Regions from separate parts of the Homo sapiens genome. Here regions 1 and 2 are each linked to region 3. Evidence: chromatin contacts called from ENCODE Hi-C or POLR2A ChIA-PET data. All regions are on one chromosome and are shown on one strand. The core of a region is the stretch at or near the end of the contact, and the rest is flanking DNA. Distances in the headings are between cores, read along the strand shown.

The links. A loop is a pair of places that touch in the nucleus more often than their neighbours do. ChIA-PET counts read pairs that join two places held with the same protein, here RNA polymerase II (POLR2A). Pooled maps may share reads with other maps.
Region 1: a map of PC-9 shows a loop between it and region 3 (10-fold over the local background). The contact joins the enhancer-like site here to the promoter of LINC02521 in region 3. A Hi-C loop is called at or near these places in 21 of 168 maps with a recorded cell type or tissue (CD4-positive, alpha-beta memory T cell, Caco-2, HCT116 and 17 more), 7 of 37 single-sample maps with no recorded cell type and 26 of 50 pooled maps. POLR2A ChIA-PET finds 5 or more read pairs at or near these places in 2 of 52 experiments (Caco-2 and K562).
Region 2: a loop to region 3 is called in a map of heart right ventricle, with 2.3 times the contacts of the local background. The contact joins the enhancer-like site here to the promoter of LINC02521 in region 3. A Hi-C loop is called at or near these places in 7 of 168 maps with a recorded cell type or tissue (PC-9, Right ventricle myocardium inferior, Right ventricle myocardium superior and 4 more) and 11 of 50 pooled maps. POLR2A ChIA-PET finds 5 or more read pairs at or near these places in 2 of 52 experiments (AG04450 and activated CD4-positive, alpha-beta T cell).

Annotation. Positions count from the first base shown.
Region 1 is chr6:2,430,819-2,435,358 of GRCh38, forward strand. No RefSeq gene overlaps it. Among named protein-coding and RNA genes, the nearest start is that of GMDS-DT, 190 kb to the left of the region's middle. RefSeq lists enhancers at 3,007-4,206, 3,345-4,078. Within about 2 kb of position 1,678, at least 2 of the 41 ENCODE cell types and tissues checked have a DNase peak (open chromatin) inside an H3K27ac peak, as active enhancers do; they include PC-3 and PC-9, where a contact is called at or near this core.
Region 2 is chr6:2,478,163-2,482,841 of GRCh38, forward strand. No RefSeq gene overlaps it. Among named protein-coding and RNA genes, the nearest start is that of LINC02521, 150 kb to the right of the region's middle. Within about 2 kb of position 2,394, at least 3 of the 41 ENCODE cell types and tissues checked have a DNase peak (open chromatin) inside an H3K27ac peak, as active enhancers do; they include heart left ventricle and heart right ventricle, where a contact is called at or near this core.
Region 3 is chr6:2,631,949-2,636,698 of GRCh38, forward strand. LINC02521 (long intergenic non-protein coding RNA 2521) reads left to right here and starts at 2,552. Exons shown (of 3, transcript NR_149119.1): 1 at 2,552-2,807. LINC01600 (long intergenic non-protein coding RNA 1600) reads right to left here and starts at 2,655. Exons shown (of 3, transcript NR_131168.1): 1 at 2,617-2,655; 2 at 1,657-1,844.

The DNA.
Region 1 (4,540 bases), core at 428-2,927, 200 kb before region 3:
AGAGGATTGATGGCCTTCAATTCACCCTCACCAGCACCTGTGATTAAATTATTTCTCTCCTCATTTTGCATGGATACTTTAAGCAGGGCAGGCAGATAGTCATTTCCCTCCCTCTTGGAAAGTGTTCCAAGGGGACGGAGGCCACTCAGAAAAACACCAGTAAATCCTATTGGCTTCAAATTTGGATTTGCATCCTGCCTTGGGGTGATGGGTTGGGCAGAGGCCTGGGAGAAGGAGGAAAGTGGAATGAAGAAAAAGGCTTGCATCCAAACCGGAAGTTGCAGTGTCTTGCAGTTCCTTTTATCCTTTCTTTCAGGTAAGATTTCACTTCTTTTTATGCAAACTCAGGCCAAGCCTGTGGTCAAATTCTGCCCCTCAAAGTGGGGGTGAGGATAGGGGGACATAGTGACAGTCTGAAACTCTGGCATTTCCTGATGTCATTCTTCATACTACGAAGGCTGGTTTCTCCTGCTTCCTTGGCTTTCCCGGAGTGCTTACTTCTTCTAACCAGTGAAAACTGAATCTCACAAGTAAGCCCCCAAATTTGGTATCTTGATTGGTGAGGTTCATTCCTGGGGTACTTATTGAGGCACCTGCTGAGGCCCCATTCCTGCCCAAGCATATTTTTTTGTGCAAAATAATAGTTACATTGACCCGGCCCTCCTTCCAACCTAGAGTAGAGTACATGTCTCATCTCTCCCCTTGGTGAAACTGCAGATCCTATTTCTGAGTCTTCTTTGAAGACAAATTCTTCATATGCTATCTTATTCATTACAAAAGCTGTTCACCTTATCTACTGAATATATATATATATATATACATATATGAGCCTGTATTATGACTTCTTTAAGTAGAGGGGCTGATGTTGTCTGCTAATTGATCTTTTGGCCTACTCATGAGCTTTTGGAAACTGAATCAAAAATATTTGTTGATGATACCACAAAGACCCTATGAAACGGCTTTAACTGTAACTTCCTGTAAGAGATTTGCTGAAAACTTGCTTATGACTTCAGGGTGATTTTTACTTATTAGGTGTCTACTCTATTGGCCCCATGTATAGGATGAGGAGAGAGTACTGAAACGATCAGATGCCAGTCAGGCTCCGGAGCATGTCCCTCCCAGCATGAGTTCTATGTCCACTAAAGAGATGGACCAGAGTGCCCATAGCAGCCTTGTTCTTAACAGCACAATCTGGAAACAACTCACGTGTCTGCGTACAGAACCGTGGACACGTAAATTATGGTAGATTCATTCAACACAGAGCAGTGGAAGGGAGCAGATTACTGTTACCTGCAATACGATGACAAAAGGTCAAGTGACAGCAGACAGCTCCAAAGAGTACAGACTCCATGGCTCCGTTTCTATGAAGTTCAAAACTGGGCAAAACTAATTCCTGGCGATGGAGGTCAGAATAGTGTCAACTGGGAGGGGTCATGGGGCAGGGGTCTCGGGTTCTAGAAACTTGTATGTCTTCATCTAGCTGGGATCACCCAGGTGGATGCGTGTCTAAAAATCAGTTGAGTTGCTTACTTAAGATGTGTGCGTTTTGTCAGATGTAAGTGATACCAAAGTTCAATGCTTAAAAGAGAAAGATGAGTCACAGAGTCCCTGGCTTGGAGGAGCTCATGGTCTGGTAAGAAAGAAAAATGCAAAGGGAATCATTTCCCTGGAATGTACTAAGCGTGGTCATGGAGGCATGCACAACGAGGAGACACAGAGACAAGTATGGGGCTCAGGGAAGGAGGAGGAGAGAGAGAGAAACACACAGAACTCTTGGAGAGAGGCAGGACGCTTCAGGAAAGGGACAGCTCAGTGTGTCTGGTGTGGTCCATGCCACTGTCACACCAATGAAGCTGCTCTGCAGAAGGCCACTAAATCCCAGGGATCCTTCCCAGCTTTTCTTCTCTTTGATCTCCATGGCATTTGGTTTTTTCAATGGCTTTTATTTTTGGAAACACTCTCTTGCTTAGCCTCAGTGACATTTCCCATTGGTTTTTTTTTTCTTCTCATTCTTGACCATTTCTTTTTGTTTTCCTTCCTGGTTCCCACTCCCAGTCCTGCCCTTTAAAGGCTGCTGTCCCACAAGGGCTGGCTGTGTCGTCTTCCTCTCTCATCTTGTCTCTGGGCAGCCTCATCCATCTGTGTCCATGGTTTTAACTAACCCTACCTCTCCTTCTACCTTCCCCCAACCCCACTGCCCAAATGTTGTTGACTACAAATTTGGTATCTCCGACCCATATGTCTGTCCACCATTACTTTAAGAATTGCGTTTTACATCCTGAGTGGACATGACTACTCAGATGTCCTGCAGATAGCCCAAAATTTCATATTTCTAAAAGTGGGCTTTTCATCTCCCCTGCTCCCCAAATGTTCCTCTTCTTGTTCTCCCTCATCCTGCAAACTGTCTTGAGAGCTGTCTTTTGTCCCAGGCTCAGCTGGGTGGTCTGCCTCTGCTCTTCGGCCCTACCTTCTGTGCACCCCATCATGGCACAATTCATGCTCAATTCAAAGCAGGGAGCAAAATGGAGGCAGCCACTGTTGTGTGTCTCCACTGCTAAATGAGGCTCTCCCGAGTGCAAGGCTGCAGGGGGGCTTTGGGAGAACTCTTGGTGGAATGCGATTAGGCTTACATTCTTTACTGGCAATTGCCTCAGAGTTTTCCTGTTTTTTCCCATAGCCCTATGTGGACACTGGAATTATGAACCTGGTATTTGATGCAGTGACAGAAATGTAACTGTTGACTTAGGCAGAATGGGAACCTACTGAACAGTGTTGGATTCAATCTGGGGCACAATTGAATCCCAGGCCTTCCAGGATGCGGTCATTCGGATTTGGTCTCTCCCTTTCCCGCTGCCCTCTGTATCTCAGCTTTCCTACCTGGTGGCTTTGCTCTCAGGGGGAAACTGAAAGCTCAGGACTTACTTGACCTTTATGGCTGGCAGTTCCAGCAGAAAGAGGAAGCTTCTCTTCATGACAGCGTCTCTGCACCCAGCTGGGATCATGATCGCCCCGCTGAGCCAATCACCAAGGCAAGGCAGGTGGAATGCCCCTGCACCCCGCCAGGAGCTTGGTGTCCAGCCAACCCTCCAAAAGCCTGAGTCTAGGGTACAGTCAGGCCCACAGGAAACCTGAGGGGCTGTTAGCAGAAGAGGGAACTTATGCTGGCCAAGCAAAACAGCACTTGTGCATCAGAGGCCCTCTTTGAGGAGGCGTGGGAGACACGGCTGTCTGGGCAGGGTTCGAAGCTGGCGACACCATGCTCCAGGCCCAGCCTGGGCCCCTCGCTTGTGGCTTAGCCTTAGGCTCACTCCACCTGTCAGCCCCACACTTCCTACTCAACGGGTCATTGTCAGGTGAACAGGACTCAATGAAAAGGAGCCTTTTAACCTGTATTTTCAATTTGCCCTCTGTCTTTACCTGCCATGGCCTGTGCTGTGTCATGGGAATGAGGAAGGACGGTGCAGCAGCCAGTGCTGGCTGGTCTGTGTGAATCACCTGCAAGTCATGCAGAACGATGTCATGGTGGGGTCAGGCTTCCAGCATCCGCAGCTCACACACCTTTCTATTCCACACAGGACCTGGCACTGGGCTCGGGGCCGCCCCTGCCCCTGGTCCTTCAGTGTTGCTCAAACTAGAAACAGAAGCCATGCTGGAAGACAGAGCTGCTGACCTAAGCCCAAAGCCCAGGTAAGGTGCAGACAACAGGCAGGCACTGGAGTGGCAAGGACCATCACGTGGTTCCTGGGTCCATGCGTGTTCTGCCCGGGCGACAGCTGGCACTCTGAAACACCACTCACAGCTCCAGTCCTGGCCCTGCCGCCACGTTAGCTTGTGCTCTCATGCAGTCACTGACCCTCCCCAGACCTCCGTGTTTTTATCAGGAGAATGAGAAGCTGGATGTCATCGCTCCTTTGCAATGATTCTGAGGTACTGCATTTAGGGAGAAAACCCCACCACACACATGCTCAATACAAACCCTATTTCTGGGGGTAGATTTGATTTAAAACGTCACCATAAACCGTTTAAAGCATCCAGTAATTTACTAATAATGCGTTTCCTGATGAGGGGAGGGAAGGCCGCGGTTTCAATCTCTCCTACTGATTCAGTGTGTGCTGTTCCCTAAAATAAAAATCAGCTTCATCGAAAGCTGCTGAAAGTTTTATGTCGCCTTAGCGCACACCACACCTAAACTCAGCAGGACACTGTTTCCTTGTTAGAGGATACATAGCAGAGAGTTCCAAATAATAGCTCAGCTGTCCAATGTCTACTTAATGGATTAGCAAAGGTAACAAATGATATCTTATTCCTGGCTCCTTCTGCTGAAATGCGATACTTCCAAAGGCTGGAAACCGTTCCCACTTGGTGACCTTCCTCCTTTCAAAGAATGAACATATTTGCTTCTCTCAACCTAGGCCTTTTCCCCTCACCACAGAATAACCCAAAACATCTGGAGATACTGTGGGGTCTCTCTCAAGAAGATTACACGTTCTTTTCAGCTTTTACTTTTCTGGGAGATGAATCTTGACAACTGGAAATTAGC
Region 2 (4,679 bases), core at 1,144-3,643, 150 kb before region 3:
CAGGACAACACTGTGCCTCCATCTCCCACACTGCTGCTGCTGGCCTCCTTCTGTCCCTCCACTGGGAAAGAATGTTCGACATTCAAGCTATTCCAAGCAGCATCCTTGATGTCTCGTTTCACGGGTCTGTTTCACACCGTGGTGAGCGCTAGCTGTAACTCTCATATCTCAGCTATTTGTCTTGGCAGCTCCTCCTGTTTTGCTAACTGGACAGAATCAGGCAGAGGCGGCCTCCCCTGCACACAAGGGAAGGGGTGACATCTGTCATCCTCTTCTGCCTGCGGGACGCCCACAGAGGCCTCTGGGTAGGGCCAGAGGGTGAATGTCCTTCATCTTTCTCTTTCTCCCTCTCTTAGCTGTAAGGAAAATGCTGAGGGAACGATTTTGCTCACAGCCTTTAGGGCAGACATTGAAGCAAAACAGATGAGGAGGATTGGCAGGGCTGACTCAGCAGTGGATACCTGGGAAGGAGACCCAGGGCTCCCACCTGCCACGCTGGCCACCCCTGGCATGAGTATGCACTTTGCACTCTCTCCAAGCCATGAAAGCACCTGCATGGGGGGTGGTGTGTTTTCCTCGTGCCCAAGTGCCATGGCACCCCAGGCACCACCCAACAGGGCAGGGGCATTAGCCCAGGCAAACCTTTCTCATAAGTTTAGATCTCCAGGCTCATCAAAATGGTTGAATACCTCCTGATGCCAAGGGAAGGAGAATGGGCCAGGGGAGGCAGAGCTTTAAGGTAGAATTTCTTCTGAATTAGGGATAACACTGACTATCAGGTTGCAGAGTTTATAGAGTAATGAAAGAGGATTCAGAATTCGGAGAATGAGTTCTAGTCACGTGTCAGGTGGGAGTATCCATCTCACTATTGGCTTCTGCTGAGGGAAGTAGGGATGAGAAATTGGCTTCATCCAAAGTTGGCTACCATATTTCTGTGACTCAGGGCTTGTGTCTGGCACTGGCCTTCAAGAAATGTTAGCTCAATTGGTCCCAGTTTGGTTTCTTTGTCGGCCTTTACTACAGATGTGCATAGTGGAACACATGTTCTTCTAAAAGTCCTCCAGGGTAAAGTCCTCCTGTTGTCCTTTGGACAAGTTTGAAACATCCTAAGCAAGACGATATTCCATGGATACCCCTTGCTGTGGCCCTCTCATGACTGTTGTGTCCACATGGTACTGGGGAGAGCTCAGCCTGTCCTTGGGCCAAGCAGGACGGAGTCAGTGACAACAAGGACAGGGCTGGAGTCGAAGAGAAGACAAAAAATAATGTGTCAGAGTGTAGAGCATTTGTCTCTGAGGACGGGGTCAGAACAGTCCATCCTTGGCATTCACATGACATGGTTAGAGATTTCGACCCAAATAGTTATCTCTGTGAAGGACAATGTCACCAAGGATCTTAACAAGTGGTCACTGAAAGCCAAGGAAAGGGTGTCACACTATGGGGAAATTAATTTATTCTGGAAAGGGTGTCATACTATGGGGAAATTGATTTATTCTGGAAAGGGTGTCACACTATGGGGAAATTAATTTATTCTGGAAAGGGTGTCATACAATGGGGAAATTGATTTATTCTGGAAAGGTTGTCTTACTATGGGGAAATTAATTGATTCTGGAAAGGGTGTCATACTATGGGGAAATTGATTTATTCTGGAAAGGCTGTCTTACTATGGGGAAATTAATTTTTAAAGAAGCCACAGAGAAATGACAAAATAGATCATGTGTAGGCACTTTTTGGCAGTGTTTTGGGGCTTTCCTTGCCTCTATAGGGACCTTTTCTCACCTGCTCCCTCGTGGGATGGTTTTGGAGCTGTTTCTCATTGGCTCAGATTCATTTGCCAAATGGACTCTTAGCTTCACTCCTCCACTCCTGCCCACAGGGTCTTGAGAAAGTTGTTTCACCTTATTGAGCCTCAGTTGAGTCGTCTGTGAATAGGAAGAATCTTGATTACCTCTTGGAGTTCCTGTTATACATAAGTGACAGAATATCTAGATAAAATGTGTGCAATTGAATTTTCTATTTTGCATCAGACTCTTTTTGTTTAGCAAAATAGGAAAATGTTGAACAAGAAAAACCTCTTTATTCCCCTCTGCCTCTTACATCGAAAACTCTTAATTTCTAGAGACAAACACTTCACAGTTTCCATTGTAGCATATTTCAGTGTCTTTCATCACGGACAGCCAGAAACTGTTATCTAGTTCATAAACCACGCACTTCCCTATTTGGCAGGAGTGAGCAAAGGGCCAGTTGCACCAAATAGGGATTTTATTGTTGCCTGGAGAGCGTGGCTTACATTTTGATGAGAGAAGACAAGGAACGTTTTGGAGCATGCTTCCCAGGCTCTGGAAGGACAGCACAGTAGAAGAGGGGCACCCCCAGCCCTGAACACATCACAAGTGTGTATCACAGATGTCCAGGGCCTTGGCCTGGTTCCATACAGGCACTGTCCAGGCAGCCAGCTGAGGCTCCATGCCAGGTCTCCACTTCCTCCTCCAGGCATGCTACCTCCTCATCCCTTTCAGCAGGGTCATTTAGGGCTGGTATGCTGGCTTCCCTGTGCAAGAATCGCCAATTTGCCACTCTTGTCACTTTTCCCTTGTCATGTTCTGTCTGTCTCTCACACACAGACACCTGCCCTACTGTTATTTAAAACATTGCTTTTGGCACTTTCCAGGCCAAGCTATAAATAAAGGGTGGACTGACCTTGTCAACTGTTAAATTGGAGCCGTGGTGCGTTGCCTAGAACATTGCGGATGACCCCGAGCAGCACAGCAGATCAACGGCTGAGAAAGAGCTCATTCAGCTCATCTAACTAGGATGCTGTCCTGCCAGAGCCCTGGGGGTTCTCGTCTCCTGGGGCAAAAGCAGCATGCAACCCTTATGAACCCATCTTGGAAGGCATTCGGGGAGCCCAAGACAAGACCATTGGGAGCCTCAGGGTCACTTGTGGGGGTCTCTGTGCTGGACGGCTGTACCTCTCATGAAATGGACAACTGACCATAAGAAGGAGGTAAGTTACGCATGGACGGGAAAATAAGAAGCTCCTACTTAGGGCTGTGATATGTGCGGTAACCATTTAACGTTAATAGCATCCATGTGAGACAGGTGCTAGTACTGCCCCATTTCATATTGGCGGACATTGAGGCACACAGACTGTATGACTTGCCCAAGGCTGCCCACCTGGTTAGGGGAGCTCCAGGATTCCAATCCAGTCCGAACTCAACACGAGGGGTGGCACCTACAGGCTGGGGTCAATCTGGAAGACTGCCTGTTGTATGGCCTGGCAACTAAAAATTGTTTTTTACATTTTTAAATGGTTGACAAAATTAAAATAAGAGAATATTTCATGACATCATCAAATTACACGAAATGCAAATTTCAGCATCTACAAATACAGTTTGATTGGGACACAGCCACCCTCATCCGTTTGCAGGCTATCCCTGGCTGCTTACAGGGTCCACATAGTCCATAAAGCCTGAGATATTTACTATCTGGCCTTTTACAGAAAAAGTCCCCAAACACTAATCTGAAATGTTTGCATCAGAACCCCTTGTGGGGCTTGTTAGAATGCAGCTCCCTGGTCCCACACCCAGTCTCTGATTCAGTAAGTCTGGAGCAGGGCCTGGGAATTTACATTTCAAAATAATTTCCCAGGTGATGCTCATACTGGTCCACAGACCACTTTGAGAGCCACTACCCTAAACCCCAGTGCTCTACTGCTTGTTGTCAGGATGGCTGGGTCAGGTGAGAAAGAAGCCTAGACATCCCTAGAGCCACCTGCTGTGCAGCCACCTTTTGAGAAAGTGTCCCCAGTGATCTTTTCCCAGGTTAGCCTTTGTGGCTTGGGCATCCAGCCTTTCAGAGATATGAAACCACACACGTCTTCAGAGTGAACAGCTGCTCACCCCGATGTGCTCAAGGGGTGCAGGATGTGGACACATCCTACTGAATGAGCCAGACAACGTAACTGGATCTGTCCAGAACACCACGATGGGTGACATTGCCATCTGCAGCAGTGCTGTACTTCCTCCCGCCAATTTGTAAAGTGCAGACAGGATGCTGGATCAACTGGCTGCTGCTGAGGCCAGTGACCTCTAGGGCGTATTCCCACGTTCCTTTGCAGTAGCTGCTCACCTTTGTAAGCATGTGAGTTATTCGTGCTGTCTGTTGTGATCCTAAGGAATCCAATGGTCAGGACCAGAACTTCTGAAGTACAGCCCAGCATTGCCGTCTGGCATCCCCAGAAAGCAGATTTTGAGATTGGCATGATGGCCGTTAAGCAGGGCGTTCTCTCTGGAGCAATGTCTAGCCGGGGTCGGAGTGGGGAGAGAGAGAGGGGGGCTGCTGAGAATATCACAGAGAGATGGCAGCCTTTCTGCAGCATAGGCCTAAGTGCACACTCACCTGGCTATCACTGAGAGGACTCTCTGTTCAACAGGGCCACTCAGGGCTTCCCCTGCATGGAGATCTGAGTGTCCAGGGAGGGGACGTGGTGAGCATTTCTCTGGTCAAAGTGTGCAAAGCAAAATCTGCCCCATTCCTGCCAAAGTGGTTGACATGGAGGAAAGGGGAGTGCCAGTTCTGTAGGCTGAGGTGGTGGCTGTTAGAACTGCTCCTAGGCTAGTTGGTGTTCTGGAAGGTTCCCCTCTATGTGAGATGAAAGAGCATATCTTTAAGAGCTG
Region 3 (4,750 bases), core at 1,302-3,801:
AGAAGTACCCAAGTTCTGAGTCAGAGATCTGACTTCAAATCCCAATTCCACCACCACCAGCTGTGACCATGAGTGGTCCCAGCATTAATGAGGGCCTCAGTTTCTGCATCTGCGGAACGGGAATAACAGTATCTACCTCCTAGGATTATCAAAGCTTAAAGTGGATAATTTAGGATATGCCAAACATCTGGAATCGGGCTCAAAAAGTGGTAAAGAATTTTGAAGATATTTTTCTTTAACACTCCAAAACAACTTTCAGGGAAAGTCATTTTTCATGGAAGGTGCTGACTTTATTGGAGACTGACCATCTCCTCATCACAGTCTACTCCAGAAAAATCAGAGGGAGGTGGGGAATGTTGTACCCAACTTTCTAATGTCTCTAAGACGTGGGTGGCAAGGGTAGGCTGTTAGCACTCCAGAATAACGTTGCTATGCACCCATTCAGGGCTTAGCCTCACAGCCAAACTGAGATCCAGACCCCAGAGAAGCCGCGTGAATCAACAGCAACTCTGCAGCCCCCGACCCCAGCCCTGGCGTCCCACTCACTGAGGCTCTGGCCAGGTGGCGGTGACTCAAACCTTCTCCATTTTAACTTGGCATCTCAGAGCTTCTGGACAGAGTCCACAAATACATGAGACAAAAATAGGCCAGCATACCCTCCCTTGCCAGGCCCTCATTGTTGAGGGATGAGATGAGGGCTGGGCAAGCGGTTACACAGCCGAAACCAGGGCCCTAGAACCCAGCTCTGCCAGCATGGGCGCCCCACAGCTCTGCCCACAGCGTCTGCTCTTTATTCTTGGTTTCTCCTCTCCTTCTCTTCCACTTCCCATTCTTTGTGATCCATCTTTTTCCAAAAGTTGACAGGTTGGCTGGAGACAATTCCCCCTGCCAGCTTTTCTGTCTTTTCCACCTTTAGTTTAAGTTGTCCATGAGGGCTGGTGATCCATTTTCGGTCCTCCATACCTTCCTGGGCAATCCCTCTGGGCCCTCACACCTCCACGCCCTCCACCCTCCCAGCTCCTTCCTCCCGGGGCCTCGAGCTTTTCCCTTTTTTCATCCTCTGTGCACTGTTTCACCCCGACATGTATGTTATTGTTTGACTGTGGCATCAGCCATTCTTGGAGACTTTTCCCAGGGCTTGCAATTTTGTAGCAGAGAGAGATTTTCTATCTAAAGCAAAATGCTGGTCTTGTTTAAATAAATAATAAGATAAAAGAATCAGGCACTGTAGGGGTATTTGGCCCACAGCCATCCTGTCTCAGCAGGGTCCTTTTCATTGAGGGAAGCATTTTTCATATCCATAATTTGCCCCTTTCTCTAACCCAGGGTGCACGCTGCCGTGGCCCTTGGTGACAATGTCCCCTGTGGCCTTCCTCCAAAGCTTGCTCCAGCAAGCTCTGACATGGTGTCCTCCCTCCCCTTCTGGGCTGCGGCTTCTCCAACCTCCCCCAGCTCCTGCAGACAGAGGAGAAACAGCAAGTCACAAGATAAGACAAAGACCCTCTAGGCCAGGCCACTCCTCGCTGCCACTCTGGGACAGCAAGGCAAAACGCAGACGGCCCCAGCTCTGGACGCCTCTCCTCCTCTGGACCCTAACCCTAACCCTAAGCCACTGGAACACTCACGGGAGAAAGCTGGACCTGCTTTGAGGCTCACCTCCCTGCATGCACATCCATCCGGCTTCTCTCAAGAAGCAACCTGGTGTCTGAGAGCCGTTGAGTCTTCATCCCAGCTCTGGTATTTCTCTCATGTGGCCACATAACCTTGAATGTCTGACCTTCAATTTCTTCATCTGTACAGTGGTGAAGATGATCCCCACTTTGCTAGGTTGTTGTGAGCATTACCTAAAAGAAAATAGGTGCTATGGCGGCATGTTTGTTGAGCTAGGAGGACTCGGAACAAAATTAGCTTCTGCACCGGCTGTGCTGGAGCCAGGCAGGCCGCTCCGGTGTGGCCCTGTTTTTCCTGGTTTGTGTCCCAGGAACCTGCCAACCCTCATTGTCCCGGATTTTCCCTTTGACTCCAAAAGCCGTGTCTTTCTTATCAAGCCTCTTTATTTTTGTTATTATCCCGTCAACATACTCCCCTCTGATTCGCCCCCACTAATGACTCGCGCCCTTTCCAAAGTCCCAGCACACCGCGCTTATAATCTCTTTCAGCTGTCCTTAAAAAGGTTCTATTTGTCCCCTCCGCCCCGCTCAGGGGCGCCCGGACTCTGGGGCCCGGCCTTCGCGGGCTCCCGGGTTCCTCCCATCGCTTCCCTCACAGTCCTGGCCGCAGGGCAGCGGGTTTCGCACGGGAGGGAAGGTTTGGATGGCTAACGCCCAGGGTTGGTCTTCCCTGTGTCTTTTATGGGAACACGTTCCTGCCTGCGCCCCACGGGACAGAGCCGTTTTCCCGCCCCGCCACGCCGCGCCCGCAGGCCCCGCTGCCCGCAGCCTCTTCCCGACGCCCCAGGCCGTGCGCCCCCCCGAACCGGGCCCACCGCGTGCTGTGCGGGGCTTCCGCGCCTGCGCACGAACGCTTCTGCGAGCTTTCTCGGAAGCAGCTGGGGGGCGGGGAATCTGCTGAGGAACGGCGCTTTATAAATCAAAAGATAATAATAACAGAGCTTACGGTGAGCACCGGAGGCTGGAAACGGGGTGGCATCCGCTCGGGGCGGGGCGGCGTCGCCAGCGAATGACAACACTGCCCCCTGGTGGCCGATGCGGCCAGGCCCGAGAGAGCGCAGGCCGGGTGCGAGCCAGGCTTCCTCACCACGCGGCTTCCCCACTCATCCCATAGAAACCGTAACTGAGCAAATGACGGTAAGTCCCCAGGAAGCGTTAAGGCCAGGAAGCAGCACAGGAGAAAAACCCGAATCCCATTTTTTTAGAGTAGGGATTTATTTGTTGTCCCCAGATAGCAAGCTGAATTTCTGAATAGTTCAGAGCTCACAAAAGAAGCCAAGACCTTTCAGGGCATTTTATAATGTTGCTTTTTATAAACAAAATATTGAAACCACTACTATCACTGTCACTGGGGGATTACTGTTGAGCAGAAATGCTTGTGAAACTCCCAAAAGAAAGGGTCGTTTGTGCTTCTTTGGCATTAAGTAAAAATGTCCTGTTTGGTGTGTACACGTTTTCATATTTAATTATTCACACTGTGCACTTTATATATAAACTCAGCACTTAGGTTCTCTGTGAGCCAGAAACCTGGCTTCTGTGCTCATCCATAGACCCAGTGAGAGTGTAGAAGCCAAGCCTGGTGGAGCCTGTGTCTACCAGGGCATTGCAGTAAAGCTTCTACCACTCACTGTAAATACCTCCCATCGAGGCTGAGGAAAAGTTGTAGCATACTTGGAAATTGGGGTGGAGTATTGTCATCCAAAAAGGCATATTTCTTTTGGTGTTTTCCATACCCGGCTGTGTCATTGTGAAGCCTCAGCTCTCCCAATCTCCCCATAAACTGGAGGAATCCTAGTGTTTCCTGTCCTGCCACATTATGTGTGGGGAAGATTTTTTTTTTTTTTTTTGAGACAGAGTTTCACTCTTGTTACCCAGGCTGGAGTGCAATGGCGCGACCTTGGCTCACTGCAACCTCTGCTTCCTGGGTTCAAGCGATTCTTCTGCCTCAGCCTCTGGAGTACGGAGCTGGGATTACAGGCACCCGCCACCATGCCCGACTATTTTTTGTATTTTTTAGTAGAGACCGGGTTTCACCATGTTGGCCAGGCTGGTCTCAAACTCCTGACCTCAGGTGATCCACCCGCCTCGGCCTCCCAAAATGCAGAAAGAGTCTTAAGATGGATTTTTAGTAAGTACTTCAAGCGGCTTTATGAAAGCTACCGTCAGTAAAGTAGAAAACTATATATGCACATATTTAGATATGGAGCTCCCACGGAGGAAGTGCTCTGACAGGTCAAATCTGCCCCCAAAATAAGTTGATAGAACTTCAAGGAAGCATGAAAGCGGCCTTGCTGTGCATTTCATTTTATGGAGCGTAAGTGCCTAATAAATGAATGTGTGGGTCTGAAGAAAGTGATATTTTCTAATGAAGTTATAAGTGTCGCAGTCCGGAAAAGTAGAACCCAAACAAACACAAAAAGGAGCGTGCAAGGCCCACGCCGCGCTGCACAGACTCTCCCCACCTGGTGAATGCTGACCTGGGGCCAGGCCACAGGCAGGGAGAGAAAGGTCGCCGGCATGAACACCAGGTGACCCCGTGAAGTGTGTGCTTCTGAGAGCAGGGGTCCCCCAAGTGAAGTGGGCGATGGCCTCCACCACCTTGAGAGCTCGTCATCCACTGTTTTTAACACTGCCTTCTGTTTTGCTTTAGTTCTGCTAAGATACACCTAACATAAAATGGACCCTCTTAACCTTTTTTAAGTGTGCAGTTCAATGGCATTAAGTACATTCACATTACTATGCAACCATCACCGTCATCCATCTCCGGGACTTTCTCCTCTTCCTAGATGGAAACTCTGGCCCCACTACACACCAACTCCCCATCTTCTCTCCCCCGTTCCAGTTGCTGTCTTTGTGAATTTGACCACTAGGAACCTCACACAACGTTTATCCTTTTTATCACAGGATTACTACACTTAGCAGGATGTCCCCCAGGCTCATGCACGTTGTAGCGTGTCAGGGTTTCCCTCCCTGTTAAGGTGAGTCGCGTTCCATCATACGCACCCATCACGTCTTGCTTATCCATTGATCTGTCCATGGATCCATGGACGCTTGGGTTGTTTCCACCTTCTGCCTAATGT